Linked DNA regions of Homo sapiens: region 1 is linked to region 2. Evidence: chromatin contacts called from ENCODE Hi-C or POLR2A ChIA-PET data. All regions are on one chromosome and are shown on one strand. Each heading gives the region's core, a stretch centred on a gene start or an enhancer-like site at or near the end of the contact. The rest is flanking DNA. Distances are from core to core; before and after follow the strand shown. Region 1 overlaps PDK3 (pyruvate dehydrogenase kinase 3). Region 2 has its middle 40 kb from the start of PDK3.

The links. Hi-C counts contacts between places; a loop is a spot of excess contacts on that map. ChIA-PET counts read pairs that join two places held with the same protein, here RNA polymerase II (POLR2A). Pooled maps may share reads with other maps.
Region 1: a loop to region 2 is called in a pooled map, with 4 times the contacts of the local background. The contact joins two enhancer-like sites. A Hi-C loop is called at or near these places in 4 of 168 maps with a recorded cell type or tissue (CD4-positive, alpha-beta memory T cell, HepG2, ovary and 1 more), 1 of 37 single-sample maps with no recorded cell type and 10 of 50 pooled maps. POLR2A ChIA-PET finds 5 or more read pairs at or near these places in 5 of 52 experiments (B cell, T-cell, activated B cell and 2 more).

The regions. Positions count from the first base shown.
Region 1 is chrX:24,479,460-24,485,273 of GRCh38, forward strand. All of the region lies in intron 1 of PDK3 (pyruvate dehydrogenase kinase 3), which reads left to right. Among named protein-coding and RNA genes, the nearest start is that of PDK3, 17 kb to the left of the region's middle. Within about 2 kb of position 1,317, at least 16 of the 41 ENCODE cell types and tissues checked have a DNase peak (open chromatin) inside an H3K27ac peak, as active enhancers do.
Region 2 is chrX:24,422,839-24,428,591 of GRCh38, forward strand. No RefSeq gene overlaps it. Among named protein-coding and RNA genes, the nearest start is that of PDK3, 40 kb to the right of the region's middle. Within about 2 kb of position 2,278, at least 6 of the 41 ENCODE cell types and tissues checked have a DNase peak (open chromatin) inside an H3K27ac peak, as active enhancers do.

The DNA.
Region 1 (5,814 bases), core at 67-2,566, 56 kb after region 2:
CTTCAGTGAAGCTATTGGAGAAGGAAATTAAAATGGACTCTTGGCTGGGCACAGTGACTCACACCTATAATCCCAACACTTTGGGAGGCCGAGGCAGGCAGATCACCTGAGATCAGCAGTTTGAGACCAGTCTGGCAAACATGGTGAAACCCCATCTCTAATAAAATACAAAAAAAAATTAGCCAGGCGGTGGCACGTGCCTGTAATCCCAGCAACTTAGGAGGCTGAGGCAGGAGAATCGCTTGAACCAGGGAGGCAGAGGTTGCAGTGAACCGAGGTCGCGCCACTGCACTCCAGCTTGGGCGATGGAGTGAGACTCCGTCTCAAAAAAAACAAACAAAAAAAAAAGGACTTTATATGGCACCTGAAAAAGATTCAATAGATTCGACTAGCACTTACTGAGTACTTACCAACTAAAACAGGATATCATCTAATTCTCACAACAGCCATGCCCATTTTACCAATTAGGAAACTGAAGTTCTGAGCGGGTAAGAAGATGACTCACACGTATAATAGGTAGTAGAGCCACATGTCTGCCCGCCTGATCGTCTTACCACCTCTTTATAGCAGAGAAAGTAGGTGAGGGATTGGGCGCAGTGTGTGAGCAAAACAAACTGGAGGAAAGGACCATCGAGTGCATTGTCACCGCCTCCCAAGCATTACCACATCCTGAAGCACAGCCGTTTCCTTCTCGAGTTTGTTTAGTTTTTATCTTCCCCATTTAAGATCATCTGAAAGTGAAAGGGAAAAAAAGAGCTGACACTGAAAAGTCTCTTACAGAGTACAAAGATGTTTGTGATCAGTTTCCCAAGAGGCTGAAATAAAACTCAAAGGTGAAAATAAAGACAACAGTACATGGGTAAATAAAAAATTGGGGATGCTTAATAGCCATTGTCTGGGCTTGAGGAGTTCTTTGATTTGTTTACCCTCATTGAATTTTCTATGATTAGATGCTAGTCCATGGTTCTCAGTCCTGGCTGCTCATGAGAATTGTCTGGGGAGCGCCTGAAATGAGTGACACCTGCTCCCTACATAAACCAATTAAATCAATTGCTGCGGGTAGGAGTCTAGGTGCTGGTGCTTTTGGGTTACCCAGGCGATTGTGTAATAATATTCTTCCAGAGTTAAAACCACAGTGTTAGAGCTGGTGAAATTTTTGCCCAAGAGCTATGAACCACTTTAGGGGATAGAGTCTGTGAGTGAGATGCCAAAGGTTAACACCGAAGTCATTCTGGAGTCCATCAGCATTAGTTGAAAGTTCTGGATTTGGAATGAAATGGAAACTAAGAAGCATTGGGAAATTGCCAAGGCATATTCATTGCCTTTGAGGAGCTCATAGATAAATGAGAAGCTGGGACAAATACATAAATTTACGTATGCTAGTCAGAAGGATGAATCATATAATTTTGTGGTATCTTTTTGCTGCTGTCCCTACCTCGCCCTTAAAGGTTTTTGAAATAAGGGTGGTTTCTGGGAACAGGTAAGGTGTTAACCCAATTGTCCTTTATCCAAAATGTTGTTGGAGGCTTTCTGGATGGAGATCACAAAGAGAAGAACAAAATGTAAATGTGCATACTCTTTTTCTTTTTCTTTTTTTTTTTTTTGACAAAGTCTTGCTCTGTCGCCCAGGCTGGAGTGGAGTGGCGCGATCTTGGCTCACTGCAAGCTCCGCCTTCCGGGTTCACGCCATTCTCCTGCCTCAGCCTCCCCAGTAGCTGGGACTGCAGGCGCCCGCCACTGCACGCGGCTAATTTTTTGTATTTTTAGTAGAGACAGGGTTTCACCGTGGTCTCGATCTCCTGACCTCGTGATCTGCCCGCCTCGGCCTCCCAAAGTGCTGGGATTACAGGCGTGAGCCACCGCGCCTGGCCCCTTTTTCTTGACTTCCACCTTTTTTCCTTGGCTGTTTACTCCTAGCACTGCTCTCCAGAGTTTTCTTAGAATTTATATTAGTAGGCAAGGTTAGTGTATGATAAATAACTGTATAGAGAGACAAACAAAAATCTTATCCTCTTAGACTAATTCAGTGGGAACTTGAGCTTAGAGACTGATGTGGTTTGGCTCTGTGTCTCCACCCAAATCTCATGTTGAGTTATGATTTTCAGTGTTGGTGGTGGGGCCTGGTGGGAGGTGATTGGATCATGGGGGCAGATTTCCCCCTTGCTGTTCTCATGATAGCGAGTGAGTTCTCATGAGATCTGGTTGTTTAAAAGTGTGTAGCACTTCTCCCTTTGCTCTCTCTCTCTCCTGCCACCATGTGAAGATGTGCTTGCTTCCCCTTCGCCTCTGCCATGATTGTAAGTTTCCTGAGGCCTCCCTATCCATGTGGACTGTGAGTCAATTAAACCTCTTTCCTTCATAAGTTACTCAGTCTCAGGTAGTTCTTTCTAGCCACATGAGAACAAACTAATACAGAGATCATCTGTAATCTTCCCAATTTTACACATGAGAAAGTAGAAGCCCCAAGTAAGGAAGAGACTATGCCAGTCATCAGCTAGTTTTTGGTATAACATCTTGGCCACCTCTTCCAAAGGGAACCAGAAATTATTCTTTTTATGAGGCCAAGGGAACTTACATTTGTGTGCCACTCTCTGCTAAACACAATAGTGGTTAGCTGTAATTCTCACAGCGTCCACATTAAGTGTTTCCATTTCTTGGATGAAGAGTCTAAAGCTTAGATAGTTTAAGTCTCTTACCTAAGCAAAGTTAGGGGCAAAGCCATGGTTAAAATTCAGGTAGAGTGAGGTTTGTTTGTTTGTTTATTTTTTGGAGACAGAGTGTTCCTCTGTCGTCCAGGCTGGAGTGCGTGGTGTGATCTTGGCTCACTGCAACCTCCACCTCCAGGTTCAAGTGATTCTCCTGCCTTAGCCTCCCAAGTATCTGGGATAACAGGCACCCATCACCACGCCTGGCTAATTTTTTGTATTTTTAGTAGAAATGGGGTTTCACCATGTTGTCCAAGCTGGTCTCGAACTCCTGACCTCAAGTAATCTGCCCGCCTTGGCCTCTCAAAGTGCTGGGATTACAAGCAAGATTGAGCTTTTAAACCTACGCTCTTTTCAGTTTAACATAGTATACCATTGTCCCCAGTGCAATTCTTTATAGCAAATATAGTCTCTATTAGCAATGCTGAGGTTTTGTCTAAATTTATTCTGTTACACAATCAGGAAATGGTATAATCTAATGCTTATCTAGTTTTATTATTTCAGAACTATCAGATTGATACCTACTCCACTTACTTACAATGAAATAATTCTACTTCTGAAAACCACTACTTGTTAGTCTGCATTATCATCTCTGGGAATATGAGAAGCAGTATATACAGACTTGTACTCCAGTCTTAATTTCTGATGCCTACCAGCAGTGTGAGCCTGGGCAAATCACTTAATCCCACTACACTTCAGTGTCCTTATCTACAAAATAGAAATGCTAGTGGCTAATCATAGGATGGTTGCATTGATGAGATTGAGAACGTATGGCATAGTGCATAACACATGGTAGGTGCTTGGTAGATGTTGGTTATGAATTTACTATGAGAAGTTAGTGACACAGCATTTCCTTGATGAAGTCAGCTTTCTGCTAAGAATAAAAGCTGGGTAGGGAGCTCTTAACCTTGAATGTTAATTATCTTCAAGTTTATTGGCTGAAGGTCTCAGCTGTACAAAACTGATCATTTTCCAAGAAACATAGCACTTTCAGCTCTTTTGTGCTTTGAGAGTGACTTGCTTTGGATTCCCTTTGATCACTGTGATGGCTAACTAAATGATTTGCCTCAGTTAACCTCAAATATGAGTACAGTGTGACCATTAGCTATTCCTGCTTCCATGACAACAGGGCATCCTGTAACTCACCAATTTACCGTTAGGACTAGATTCTAAACTCCCTTCTGGAATTAGGTTGATATGGATGCATGGCGGCTTTGGCTGCATAGTGCTTGTTACTCACATGCTCTAGCTCGTCACAGCTTTATTTGTGACATCTGTTCTGAACACATCATGTCTCTTCCACTCTCTGGCCTGACACACCATATTGACTGTTACTGCCACTGTATTGTCTTCCTACCTGCCTTTTGGCTCTTCTCATGATTTTAAGGATTGAATACCCTTAAACAAATATATAGAATGAAGTTGGCCTGTAAGAGGGATTTACCGTTACCTGCAAATGTTATCTTGAACCTCTGAATTTTATTTGCTATGTTAAGTTTGTAACTAAACTTACTGGGTGTTTTAATTTTCAGTTGCGATCCGAGGTTTTTTTGTGTGTGTGTATGTGACACAGGCTCTCACTCTGTCACCTAGGCTGGAGTGCAGTGGCGCAATCTTGGCTCTCTGCAGCCTTGACCTCCTGGGCTCAAGCGATCCTTGCACCTCTCAGCCTCCGAGTACCTGGGACTACAGGTGCACACTGCCACATCCGGCTAATTTGTATATTTTTTGTAGAGACGGGGTTTCACCATATGGCCCAGGCTGGTCTCGAACTCCTGAGCTCAAGTGATCCTCCCGCCCCGGCCTACCACTGGGATTACAGGTGTGAGCCACCGCACCCAGCCAGGAAATTTTTTGTTGTTGTTGAGGCAAAGTCTCACTGTGTCGCCCAGGCTGGAGTGCAGTGGCACGATCTCGGCTCACTGCAACCTCCACCTCCCAGGTTCAAGCGATTTTCATGCCTCAGCCTCCCAAGTAGCTGGGACTACAGGCACGTGCCACCATAGCTGGCTAATTTGTTTGTATTTTTAGTAGAGATGGGGTTTCGCCATGTTGCCCAGGCTGATCTCGAACATCTGAGCTCAAGTGATCCTCCCACCTTGGCTTCCCACTGGGATTACAGGTGTGAGCCACCATGCCCAGCCAGGAAATATTTATTGAATACCTACAATGTACCAGGTATTGTACTAATGGACTCTTCAATCTTTTGAGGAATCATGATACAGGACATAGAACTCATAGAACTCAGTGACTGAGGCAGTGGCAGAGGGCATTGCCCAAGCACAGGGCACAACTTCTGGGCCCACAGAGAAATCCATTCACAGCTTGCTTTGGCTTTGTTATACAGAGCAGCAGTTTTCTCACTAGTCTGTGCAGATATATGTTTCAAAAGAGCAAACAAACAGGATTTCTAAAGAGAGGGGATCAAGGGACTACTACCTTAATTAAGAACTCTATCCCAATCACCTTCGTACCCCCTTTTCCTATCAGAAGAACAAAAATCATTACATGAAGGGTACCACGGGTGTCAGACCCCATTAGGAAGCTCTGCATATAGTAGCATATTTTGTATGAGATTTTTGTATTTTTTTAAAGAATAGAATAGTTCTAGTTATAGGAAGATTTTTATGAGTTACTTTGCCGTATTTGCTTTATTTTTCCCTCTCCATCCATCCCTATTCCTCTCTCTCTCTCTCTCTCTCACATACACATGCTTTATGCTTTTTTGCTGAACCATTTGAGAATAAATTGCAGACATCATGCCTCTTTACCCCTAGATACTTAAGTATGTATGTCCTCAGCTTAAGGGTATTCTCCTAATAACCATGATACAGTTATTACCCTTGGGGAATTTATCATTGATATAAAAATAAAATGGAACATCTAAATTTCCCTTAATGGGGCCAGGCGCTATGGCTCACACCTGTAATCCCAGCACTTTGAGAGGCTCAGGCTGGTGGATCACCTGAGGTCAGCAGTTCGAGACCAGCCTGGCCAACATGGTGAAACCCTGTGTCTACTAAAAATACAAAAATTAGCCAGGCGCGGTGGTGCACATCTGTAATCCCAGCTACTCGGGAGGCTGAAATAGGAGAATCTCTTGAACCTG
Region 2 (5,753 bases), core at 1,028-3,527:
ATTTATACAGTGTAGAATTGTAATAGCTACATAGTATTCCATTGTATGGCAGAACCTTAATTTATTTAACCAAGTGCTTTTTATTTGGATGGTTTCTTTTTTTTTTTTTTTTTTGAGACGGAATCTGGCTCTGTCGCCCAGGCTGGAGTGCAGTGGCGCAATCTCAGCTCACTGCAAGCTCCGCCTCCCGGGTTCACGCCATTCTCCTGCCTCAGCCCCCCGAGTAGCTGGGACTACAGGCGCCTGCCACCACACCTGGCTATTTTTTTGTGTTTTTAGTAGAGATGGGGTTTCACCATGTTAGCCAGGATGGTCTTGATCTCCCGAACTCGTGATTCGCCCGCCTCGGCCTCCCAAAGTGCTGGGATTACAGGCGTGAGCCACTGCGCCCGGCTGGATGGTTTCTAACATGGGGCTATCAATCCCACTCCTATAAACAAGCTTGTGGGTAAATTTTTGACAGCATCTATGACCTTTTTTCAATGATCAATGTAGGGTTTATCTTCCTTTTTAACTTTTTACTAATGCAGAACATGTATAGATAAAAGTGCACATATCATAAGTGTACAGGTAGACACATTTTCACAAACTGAGCCCACCTGTGTAACCAGCACTCAGCTGAAGAAACAACATGACCAGAACTTCAGAAGAAGCCCCCTTTGTACACCCTGCCCACCGGGTCTTTTTTCTTTTTCAATTGAATATCATTGTATCAATTGCTATTGTTGGAATATCATTTCAACTGGTTATCAATTTAATACATCAAATTGGCAAACCCAACATACCACTTTGTAGCAGGGCCAGTAAGGACATCACAGAGTGCCACTGCATGTGCACTGGTGTCTATCTACTCTCTGTGCCTTGACCCTCCTACTTTCAGCTCTCTGGTATCTGGTAACCTTAACTCTCACCTGAGCGTCAACTCTACCTTTTGTGTAGCTTCAATAGCTGAGTGGGCAGCAGGCAGGTTGGGAAAGAGGCATGCTGGGAAGTTTCTTATCATTAATATAGCTTCCCTGGTCAGTCTGATTGGCCTGACCAGGCATGTGTTGCCCTTTCCCCAGCCCCACACACCTACCTGCCTAAGCAGTTGTGAGCAAGGGCCAGGTATTCTAAACTAATAGATTTCAAACTTGGCTATATGTTGGAATCGCTGGGGACCTTGAAATGTAATGATGCCTGGGGCCCACCCCCAGAGATTCTGATTTAATTGGACTGGAGTATGGCTTGGACATGGAGATTAAAAAAAAACAAAACACCCAAGTGATTCCAATCTGCAGCCAAGGCTGAGAACCACTGCTCTCAACTCTTTGGCATTTGTGGGTGTGCTGCTCTGTGTCAACATTAGCTGAGGATTAACTGCCACGTCTCATTGACTCCATAATATTTTTGTAACTTGCACCAACATTTTTTTTTGTTTCACTTTCTTTAGAGGGTTTGTGCAACACTGTTTTGACAACATCCCACTCTCTTCATAGATTGAACTGACAGTCTCTAAGATGGCTGTAGATATACTGGGTCCTTTAACCAGAACAGGAATTAAGATGTTTTAAAACAATAGTGAGTTACAAAAGTCACTCCTTAAGCATATTTGATGAGCTTTCTACCTCTACTACAGATGATGTGCTTTGATGAAATAGTGTGCTTGCTGAAAGAAATGATGGTTTCAGATGTGTAAATTGCACAAGAGAGGTTTACAAGGCCATCACGCCTGACCCATCTGAATTGTTTCCTGCAGAGGACACAAGCCTTTGGAAGGACACTTCATGGGCAGGGAGGACCTTCCTAAACAGGAGCCCAGACAGCATACTTGAAAGGTGATTAAAGAAAATTTCTTTTGTAAGTTACCTTCAAGAAGGAAAAGGAACTGCCTGGCTTATGAGGCCAAATAAATGGGCTAATCAGAAATCAGACACTTAAAGCACAAAAGGAAAAGAAAGGAGATTAAGCAAGGCAAGAAGAGATGAGTCTGGGGTAAATTGGCACTTCCGCAGTGTACGAGGAGTGTGGCTGACACCCAGTAGAGGGAATGACCAGCTAGGTCACCTGGTAAGGCTGTTGGTGAGTTTCAGTCGAGCCTCCAAGGTGCTGAGGCACATGAAACACGGGCAAGTGTCATCCGTGTTAGACAGACAGGGTAATAAACAACGAAGGCAAAGGCACAGATTTGGAAACACCTTCTGAGTCTCGCAAAGTTGTCAAACTATTTCCAATTTCACTCTACTAAGTGTTCACATGAGAATGCTGATGTGTGGGCTGGAGTTCCCAGCAACGTCATCTTTTCCTGAGGCATGCTCAGTGGATCCCGGCCAGGAGGTCTGCTCCACAGAGCTTGGAGCGGATGATACACTTCCCCACGTGATTGCAAAGCAGTGGTGGCTTCTGTCTTATATTTATACAACCAACAGGAATAACCTATTTTAGAGAAAACAGGCAAAGAAGGGAGCTGAGGGTAGTAATTTTGTAGCCTACTCTGTAATTTAGTCTGGTACTCTTTGCCGAAAGAGAAAATAGTTCCTCTGTTAACAGACAGTGGAGGATGAGAGAAGGAAGGATCAAACAATTTGGGCCCCGGTCCTAGAATTTCCAACGTGGTGGGAAGGGAGGGAAAATGTTGACTTCCCCCCTCCCATTTTAATATCATAGAAAACCAATGGTTATTCATGGAGATGACAGGCACACAGATTGAGATATAGATTAGATGGATGGAGAGAGAGAGAGAGTGAAGTGGAGAGGAGAGAGAGAGATAGAGAAAGAAAGAGAGAGAGATTGAGAGAGAGATGGTGGCAGGGTGAGCAGCGCAATAATAGGATGAGAGGAGACAAGACTATCCATCAAGAGCATAGACTCTGAAGCCAGACTGCTGCCTAGGATTGAGTTGCAGCCACCACTGACTAGCAGGTGACCTTGGGCAGGTTATGGAACCTCTCTATGTCCCAGTGTTCCCATCTATAAAATGAGTTAGTAAGAGTACATACTTTGTGGGGCCTGGCAAAGAGTAAGCTGGAAAAAGTTAGCTTTTATTTTATTCTTATTAGTATAACTTCCCAGGATATTACAAGAAAACAGATGAGAATTCTCTATCCCAGCCTGAGGTAGTCAGAGAGAATCACCCCTCAGGCCAGGGGAGGTGGTGGCCTGAAACGAGTCTTACCTGATGAATGGGAATTAGCAAGTGAGGAGGGAGATGACATTTACATTCTAGGCAGAGGAGAGGGGTTTGTGGGTGAGAAACAGAGTGCTTGTAAAGAAGTAAAGAAGGCTTTCAAGTGATTTGGCGGGAGAGAAAGGGAGAGAGAGAGAGATAATTTTTTGAATCCCAATTATTTCCATGTTTCAAAAATAAACACATATGGAAATCATGATGTTTTTTTCAGTCCACAGAAAATGAAATACAAGGAGATTCAAGAACATCTTGTCTCCCCAGGGATCTATAGACCACAGTTTGGAAATCACTGTTAGTGTGTGCTGTATCTTAGACCCAGGCCCTGCTTCCCTTCAACAGCACCATTTAGGAGAGTCACTGAAGGTTTTCAAACAGAGGAACCATGATGGAAATGACTCTTCCACATCTATTTCGATCTCTTTCCAGTGTGCCTTTATGTATAGTACAGAAATAGAAAAACTACATTTCCCAGACTCCCTTGCAGCTGTGTAATTTAAGTTACACCAATCAGATGTGGTCATGTTAGACAAATGTTAGAACTCATTTAAGTGGGGGAAAGAGGCATGGTAGGTGGTTTCTATTTTGCAGATACAGGTTGCAACAGGTCTGGGATGATTCTGAAGCCAAGGATTCCAGCAGTGGTTTCCTGATCCCCAGATTACACCTGAGGGCAGCCATCCTGGAGACATCTGCTGAGAGGGCAACTTCCTGATTTGCCCACACAACTCCTTCCCAAGGATGGTGGCTTGCCGGCAGCAAACCCAGTTAACACATGTCTGATGTCTGCAGTATTCTGGACCCAGATCCTGTTAACAGCACTATCCAGTTCAGGGGCCAGCCTCACTGTCTGCCTCATTTTCCACTGCCTGTGGCCCTCCATTAGAGTCCTGTAATCCCAGCTACTCAGGAGGCCGAGGCACTTGAGCCCGGAAGGCAGAGGTTTCAGTGAGCCGAGACCGTGCCACTGCACTTCAGCCTGGGTGACAGAGAGAGACTCCATCTCAGAGAAAAAAAAAAAGTGAACTGTAGCCCTGGACTTGAGGTGGGTGGCCTATGACAGGCCAGGGGTGGAAGGAGTTTCCTCTAGTCCTGGACAGAGTCCCCATGCGCAATGTGTGGGCTGTGCCCTGTACACAGGCACCTGGCAGAGGGAATGAGTGGGAGCTGAAATCCAGCCCATGTTCCCCTTGCCAAGCTGTGGGTCCCAGCACGGGGCTGCATGCTCCTGGAGGACGGGTTGCCTTTAAAAATCCACATTAAGGAGTCGTAGGTGCAGCCCTAGTTCCAGGTGATCAAACAGAGAGGAGAGGCCCCAGCGCTGCCCGTTCCAATGCCTTTTGATACCCAGAAGGGTGTGCTGTCCCCCACCCTCAAGCCACCAAAGGATGCAGATGTGTGCAGAGCTGTTGTCCCAGCCCTTTCACAGCTCTGCAGTTTGATCTTTTATTACAAAACCGCATGGAAGGGGCAAGGTGGCATTGGATTTGTTATTGCTTCCTCTGCTAAGTGTTTTAATGCCATGAACTGCATGTTACAAACTCTGCAATCATTCTTTGGACTTGGAAAATTGCTTAGGACAAAATAGTTCATCTCAAGAGAGGATGTGGGGAGAGGAGAGGAGGAGGAAAAGAGGAGGAGACAAAGTCCTCTTGGAACACAAACCACCAGTTTCCCTTCAAGAGTGACTAACTGCATTTGATCTTTGTTCCTTGCCCAGGGAACATGTTCAACAAGTATAAAACTAGATCATTTTTTGTTTATAGAAATGCTTTGAAGGCTCCAGGCCCTTCTGCTGTAATAGCAGCCTAGGCCATGTTTTCTACTGTCCTGAACCACATCCACTGAGAACAGATAACAGGTCAAACCAGAAGAAGCTGCTCGAGCACTGAGGCCTTCCTTCTGCTGTTAACCAGGCACAGCCTCCAGGAAGGGGGGCACAGAGAAGAAGCCTGTGTTGGCAACAGCCTGGGCACAGGCCTGTGCATATTGGGGCAAGAAAAATGAGCATGCATACAAGAGAGTATGGCAGATAGAAAGTTAGCTTTAAGGAATTTTGACCATAAATGTAAATCACCAAAACCACTTAAAGAAAAGTGTCAAAGCAAAGTAAAACACCATGCTGAAGTTTGTTTCTTCCATCTGTAGCAGATGCTTTGGTACCCCACTCATAATCCTCAGTATCTACCATTTTTATGCATATGGGCCCAACTTCTTTTTTTTTTGAGATGGAGTCTCACTCTGTCACCCAGTCTGGAGTGCAGTGGTGTGATCTTGGCTCACCGCAACCTCCACCTCCTGGGTTCAAGCAATTCTCCTGCCTCAGCCTCCCGAGTAGCTGGGATTACAGGCGCCTGACACCATGCCCAGCTAATTTTTGTGTTTTCAGTAGAGCTGGGGTTTCACCATGTTGGCCAGGCTGGTCTCAAACTCCTGACCTCAGGTGATCCCCCCGCCTTGGCCTCCCAAAGTGCTGGGATTACAGGCGTGAGCCACCGTGCCCAGCCATGGGTCCAACTTCTAACAGTCAGCAACTACTACTCTTTGCCCTAAGACTGTCTCTGAACACCAGAGCAACTCTCAAACAGTG